2 separate regions of the Homo sapiens genome follow, and region 1 is linked to region 2. The links are chromatin contacts, found by Hi-C or POLR2A ChIA-PET in ENCODE. All regions are on one chromosome and are shown on one strand. The core of a region is the stretch at or near the end of the contact, and the rest is flanking DNA. Distances in the headings are between cores, read along the strand shown.

Region 1 (3,167 bases), core at 1-2,500, 320 kb before region 2:
TGGGAGGATCGCTTGAGCCCGGGAGGTTGAGGCTTCAGTGAGCCGTGATTGCACCACTGCACTCCAGCCTGGGTAACAGAGTGAGACCCTGTCTCAAAAAAAAAAAAAAATTATTTTTGTGGAGACAGGATCTTGCTATGTTGCCCCAGCTGGTCTCAAACTCCTGGCCTCAAGCAATCCTCCCACCCCAGCATCCCAAAGTGCTGGGATTACAGGTGTGAGCCACTACACCCAGCCATTGAATTTCTTCATATAAGGTATGTAAAAGGAGAACTAAGAAGCACAGCAAACAGTAGTGTCTTCACAGATAACTTTTAGCTAAATTACTTCAGTGAATCAGTGGACTTGTGGGTTTGCAACAGGTTATGATTAGCAACTTGATCACAACTATATTTAAGATTCTTGTAATTGGGATTGGTCTGTACAGCATTCTAAGTTTTGATAAACAGCTTTGGAAATTTATATGGAAGACAATTAACATTTTCTTGTATCAACATGGACTTGTGACTTCCATAAACTTAATTTTCATTGTTTCCTTTGATGATAACTTGTCAAAGACAGAGTACCCATACTTATTCCAAAATAGAAGTCTTGATGAATAGGCACATTTGCAAATTGTAGGGAATTCACGCACATCACAGGAAGTCTCAAAATTAAAATCCTTCTGATACGGTTTGGCTGTGTCCCCAGCCAAATCTCATCTTGAATTGTAGTTCCCATAATCCCCACGTGTCATGGGAGAGACCCAGTGGGAGGGACCTGGTGGGAGGTAATTGAATCATGGGGGCTGTTAGCCCCATGCTGTTCTAATGATAGTGAGTGAGTTCTCACAAGATCTGATGGTTTTACAATGGGCTTTTTCCCCTTTGTTCGGCACTTCTTTCTCCTGTCGCCATGTGAAGAGGGATGTGTTCCCTTCCCCTTCAGCCATGATTGTAAGTTTCCTGTGGCCTCCCCAGCCATGTGGAACTGTGAGTCAATTAAACCTCTTTCCTTTATAAATTACCCAGTCTCGGGTATGTCCTTATAGCAGCATGAGAACAGATGAATACACCTTCCTTTCAAAGTGGAGAAAGAAATGCTTCAATGCATATGTACTTAATGCATATACATTTAAAAAATAATATTACAGTTTAAAAAGCTAATTCAAAACCAGCATTGCCTTTGAACTTCCTTTGATGACATTTACAAATCTGTCCTTCTCACTGCAAGTGGACTACCAGTGTCGCAACCCACTAGTGTGAGTCACGGTTCATGGCATTGGAATGCCACCAATTTCATTGCCAACTCCATCTCTAATTTTGTCAGGCTTGTATGACTATAGTTTCTCTTCTGCCTTCTTGGTGTATGTCTATATTTTTGTTGTTGTTGAGAGTTAATATCTGAGCCAGGTGTGGTGGCACATGCTTGTAATCCCAGCACTTTGGGAGGGCCAAGGCGGGTGGATGGCTTGAGCCTGTCCGGGAGTTCGAGACCAGCCTGGGCAACATGGCAAAACCCTGCCTCTACAAAAAATTTAAAAATAAAATTAATTAATTACTTAAGGCAATTAATATCTGTTTCTTCCTTACCTCTCCTAAAATCTGTCCACTTGAAGAATGGCAGGGAGTCAGAGGATGGGTGGATTCTGCCTGTATTCACTCCCTTTTTTTGTTTTCCACATCCACTGCCCTTTACTGTTCAGCCCACTCAGTCACTTTTGTGGAGAAACTCATTTTACAATTCTCCCATTCCTCTGGCATTCTTATTTGGGGCAAGCAGAAAACTCACATGGCTCACACAAACCACTCATAGTGGGTTTAATACTGGACCTGCTAGGTCATCAGGGATACAAAGCAGCCGTTTACTTGCTGACCATCAGAGAGCCACAGAAAAATGCTGAGGAGAGATTTTGGAGAGGATTCACCCTGGATCTGTATCTCCCCAACTGGTTCCAGTGCACCCATCAGAGACCATACCGGTTCCAAAACTGTCCACCAGAGGATGCTACCCACTTCTGCACAGCCTGTTGGAGATGTCTAAAAGCTAAATTCCCCAGTTTATAATGGTTTAAATTTTCCCTAGCTATCCTCAGAATTCATGAATGAAGCACCTTTTTAAAACCAAGAACCCAAGAAAGGAAAATAAATCTGTATGATTGGTTGCATAGACAAATGGGGAAAACTAAAAAAAGCTCCAATACCTGTTCCTCTGGCATACTTCCTATAAGGATGGATGTGAAAGGGATTTTTTTTTTTTTTTGAGACAGGATCTCCCTTTATTGTCCAGGCTGAAGTGCAGAGGCAGGATCATGGCTTACTGCAGCCTCAACCTCCCAGGCTCAAGCAACTCTCCCACTTCAGCCTCCTGAGTAGCTGGAACTACGGGCTCATGTCATCATCTCTGGCTAATTTTTGTATGTTTTTTGTAGAACTAGGGTCTCATTATCTTGCCCAGGCTGGTCTCAAACCCCTGGGCTCACGTGATCCTCAAAGGGGACTTTTGAGCAAGCTAAACCTACTTTTTAAAACCTGGCAGTTGGTTCTGTCAGGGAGGAAAAACATTTGCAGATGAAGATCTCCAGTGTACACCTATTCACTTTTTGTCTAAATAATCTGTGAAGTTGGGTAAACAGGCATTTCAGAAATATTCTCTATGATAAAGTTTTATATAGGAAGCTCAAGGAGATATCCATCTGCTAATTAGCATAATCCCCAGGCAGGTCTGCCTGGCTCAGAGTTCCAGCTTCGCACCACTGTGTCCCACTGAAACAAAATGAAGCACAAACTAGAAGAATAAAGATGTGAGATGTGAATACTCAACAAAATTGTTGATGCAGAGAAGGCTTTTTAAATTAAGAAATGAGCTGGGCGTGGTGGCTCACACCTGTAATCCCAGCACTTTGGAAGGCTGAGGCAGGCAGATTGCCTGAGCTCAGGAATTTGACACCATCCTGGGCAATACAGCGAAACCCTGTCTTTGCCAAAAATACAAAAAATTAGCCAGGTGTGGTGGTGAGCGCCTGTAGTCCCAGCTACTCGGGAGGCTGAGGCAGGAGAATCACTTGAACCTGGGAGGTGGAGCTTGCAGTGAGCCAAGATCGCGCCACTGCACTCCAGCCTGGGCAACAGAGCAAGACTCCGTCTCAAAAAAAATAAAAAAAAAAAAGATGGAAATTTTTCATGAAG
Region 2 (3,129 bases), core at 524-3,023:
AAGTCCTCTTTAAAATAGTGAAGGGAATGTTGAGAACATGAGGATTCAAACAAAGAGGGGATAAGTAGTCTACATAAACTCTTGGTGAAACAAGAGAAAAATGAAGATATGAGAGCCAATATGCATGATAGATGCTCCATCTTGGGACATCAATTGGGTCCAGTAAGGAGAAATTCTTTAAAGCATGACACACTCCAGGGTTGTTAGGCGGAGTCTTTGGCTTGCTGAGTACCTTCTTGTCTGGCTTCATAGCATTCCTTTTTATGATTCCAAAGTATTGTAATTCTCAGGGATCAGAAACTTCTGGAAAGAGCCATGGTTATTTAAGCAAAGAAGATTAATTTCCAGCTTCCCAAGCTTTGGCGGAACAAAAGCACAAATTATTCCATAGAAAACTGAGGAGCCCTGGTGGCCAGAGGTCATCAGTGCTAGCGGGTGGTCAAGAAGAACTTTACAAGGAAACAACAGCCCTGGGTATTGGCTCAGAGAATAATACCGTATTACTATCACCCAAGTTCTTGCTATTCCTTCTAGCTGGTATGCTTTGGTGGCAATCCATTCTCTTCCTCCTTCTCTCTCTCTTTCTTTCAAAATGTGCATTGGTACTTTTCACTGTCTCCATACACCTTGATGCCATTGCCTCCCACTTGAATGTGATCTTTTTGTTTATTTTTATTTTTTAAAAATTTTACTTTACGTTCTGGGATACATGTGCAGAACGTGCAGGTTTGTTACATAGATATACATGTGCCGTGGTGGTTTGCTGTGCCTATCAACCCGTCATCTAGGTTTTAAGCCCCGCATGCATTAGGTATTTGTCCTAATGCTCTCCCTTCCCTTGCCCTCCACCCACTGAGAGGCCCCGGTGTGTGGTGTTCCCCTCCCTGTGTCCATGTGTTCTCATTGTTCAACTCCCACTTATGAGTGAGAACATGCGGTGTTTGGTTGTCTGCTCCTGTGTTAGTTTGCTGAGAATGATGGCTTCCAGCTTTATCCGTGTCACTGCAAAGGACATGAACTTTCTTTTTTATGGCTGCAGAATGTGATCTTTTTAATGCCCTATTATTAGTTGAAAATAATATATGTATCTTGATAAAGTAAATAGGTTTACCCCAAAAGACAAATTCCTTGATAGTTTAAAAGGATATAAATTCGTCAATGTCTTCTAATGTACTTTTCTCCAGCCTGTTATCTTTTGAACTTACACTAGGGGGCACTGTTGAGTTATAAACGCTCTCAACACTGTTTGCCTGTTTTATATTAATGCTGAACTTGCAACTCCTTTCATTTATGTCAGTATTTCACCTTCCGTACTAACAGTAGGATATGAAAAAGACGTGTGGATTTGCTTCCAGCACAGAAAAAAATAATGATGACTTAGAACAGTGCTTGTTGGAAGGTGGGGAAAGAAAAAAAAATGCATATTTGTGAAGGAGTGCTAATTTTTTTTTCTTTTGGCATTTTTGGATTATAAATTCACATTAGTGATACAGCCAATATACAAACCACAGTTGTAGCAACCAGAGAAAGAAACAGGATATGACCCCTTTTGTAAGATGCTCATAATATTCCCAAGGAGGCAGGAGAAAACTCCATTCATCTGTAGTTTATTCAGAATGTTCTTTTCTGTTGCTTGTCATTTTGGAATGGATTTAACTGTTGCTAAAAAGTTACAGGAACAACAGCCTCATAGCTAGAAATCATCTGTTTCTTTACAAAACAAGTTCATCTCAGATCAGCCACATGACTTGCCCCAGCAGTGCCCAGCCCTCTGACCCGAGTCTTGCTGGAACAGCATCTCTTTTGGGACTGAGAAAGAATTTACGTTCTAAGTTCTTCCTGCTATTTCCAAGTTTGGTGCCTGCTGTGATGGAGAGTTCTTTTTCCTTTAAACCAGATACTGAAAAGTAAACCTAAAAACCCAAATCCATTCAACAGAGAATTAAATGTGCAGATTTGGGATAAAATAAGCCACAAATATTTGACCACTATCATGATATACCAGTGCAAAAATTTACAAAAATTGGCCAGGATGATTGAGTTTTCTCAGTAGTAAAGCTAACGTAGCATCTAAACTGTTTGCAATATTATTTAAGCTGAACTTCAAAAGATTCTTACATTAATTTTTGACCTTTTGTATTAAGAGTCAGATCTAAGTCTGTTTTATTATCTATACTTAATATAATTATTATCATTTTACAAATATTTTAGAAATGATATGCCCTCATTAACTTCCATTAAAAACCATTTATTAAAAACACACATTTGTTTATGTAGTCGCTATGCACAACCCGTTTTTTGTGATTCTTGTTGACCCCATGTCCACTCTCCACTAGGCACCAAATATACCCAGGTTTGCATCCCAGCCCAGCGGGTGTATTTGATTCTCTGAGTCTCACATTAATGAGGATAATAATACCTTCATCATAGTGGCTTTGTACGAATTAAATGACGCATTAATGTAGAGTAGCCAAGTTGGCAAAGTATTCAATGGGATCTAGTGTGCTCCTTTTTGTATTCACTTAAGAACGGCAATGATGTAATATACAGAAACAATGGGTCCAATCTGCTGCATTGTTGTGTGTTCCCATATGATCCTAGAAAAGTATCACAAAGGCAAAAAAAAAAATTAGAAAGGGGGAATGCTTATTTCTTACATTATGATGTCAAAGAAAAAAACATATATGCTGTTTAAAACCTAGAATAAATTTGAACTATTTATAGAATAAATTTGAGCTATTTATACTCCTGAATATTTTAATCAGTTTTGTGAATAACTTTAGATCAAAGAAATGAATCAAATAATCAACAGAAATACAGTCTGCATTTTTTTAATGCTTCAAATTCATATTTAGAACATTTGAGTACTTCATACTTACATGAAGTACAGCCATTTTGGAAAACAGCGTGGAGGTTCCTCAAAAAACTAAAAATAGAATTGCCATGTGATCCAGCAATTCCACTTCTGAGTATATATCCAAAGGAAATGAAATCAGCATGTTGTAGACATAGCTACATTCCCGTGTTCATTGCAGCATCATTCACAATAGCCAAGGTATGGAAACAACCAAAGTGCCCACTAATGGATGAATGGATTAAAAAACTGTGGTATATGTATACAATGGAATA

Evidence for each region. A loop is a pair of places that touch in the nucleus more often than their neighbours do. ChIA-PET counts read pairs that join two places held with the same protein, here RNA polymerase II (POLR2A). Pooled maps may share reads with other maps.
Region 1: a pooled map shows a loop between it and region 2 (4-fold over the local background). The contact joins two enhancer-like sites. A Hi-C loop is called at or near these places in 4 of 50 pooled maps. POLR2A ChIA-PET finds 5 or more read pairs at or near these places in 2 of 52 experiments (activated CD4-positive, alpha-beta T cell and naive thymus-derived CD4-positive, alpha-beta T cell).

The regions. Positions count from the first base shown.
Region 1 is chr9:111,620,899-111,624,065 of GRCh38, reverse strand. No RefSeq gene overlaps it. Among named protein-coding and RNA genes, the nearest start is that of DNAJC25, 8.9 kb to the left of the region's middle. Within about 2 kb of position 1,250, at least 4 of the 41 ENCODE cell types and tissues checked have a DNase peak (open chromatin) inside an H3K27ac peak, as active enhancers do.
Region 2 is chr9:111,297,620-111,300,748 of GRCh38, reverse strand. No RefSeq gene overlaps it. Among named protein-coding and RNA genes, the nearest start is that of MIR7702, 28 kb to the right of the region's middle. Within about 2 kb of position 1,773, at least 12 of the 41 ENCODE cell types and tissues checked have a DNase peak (open chromatin) inside an H3K27ac peak, as active enhancers do.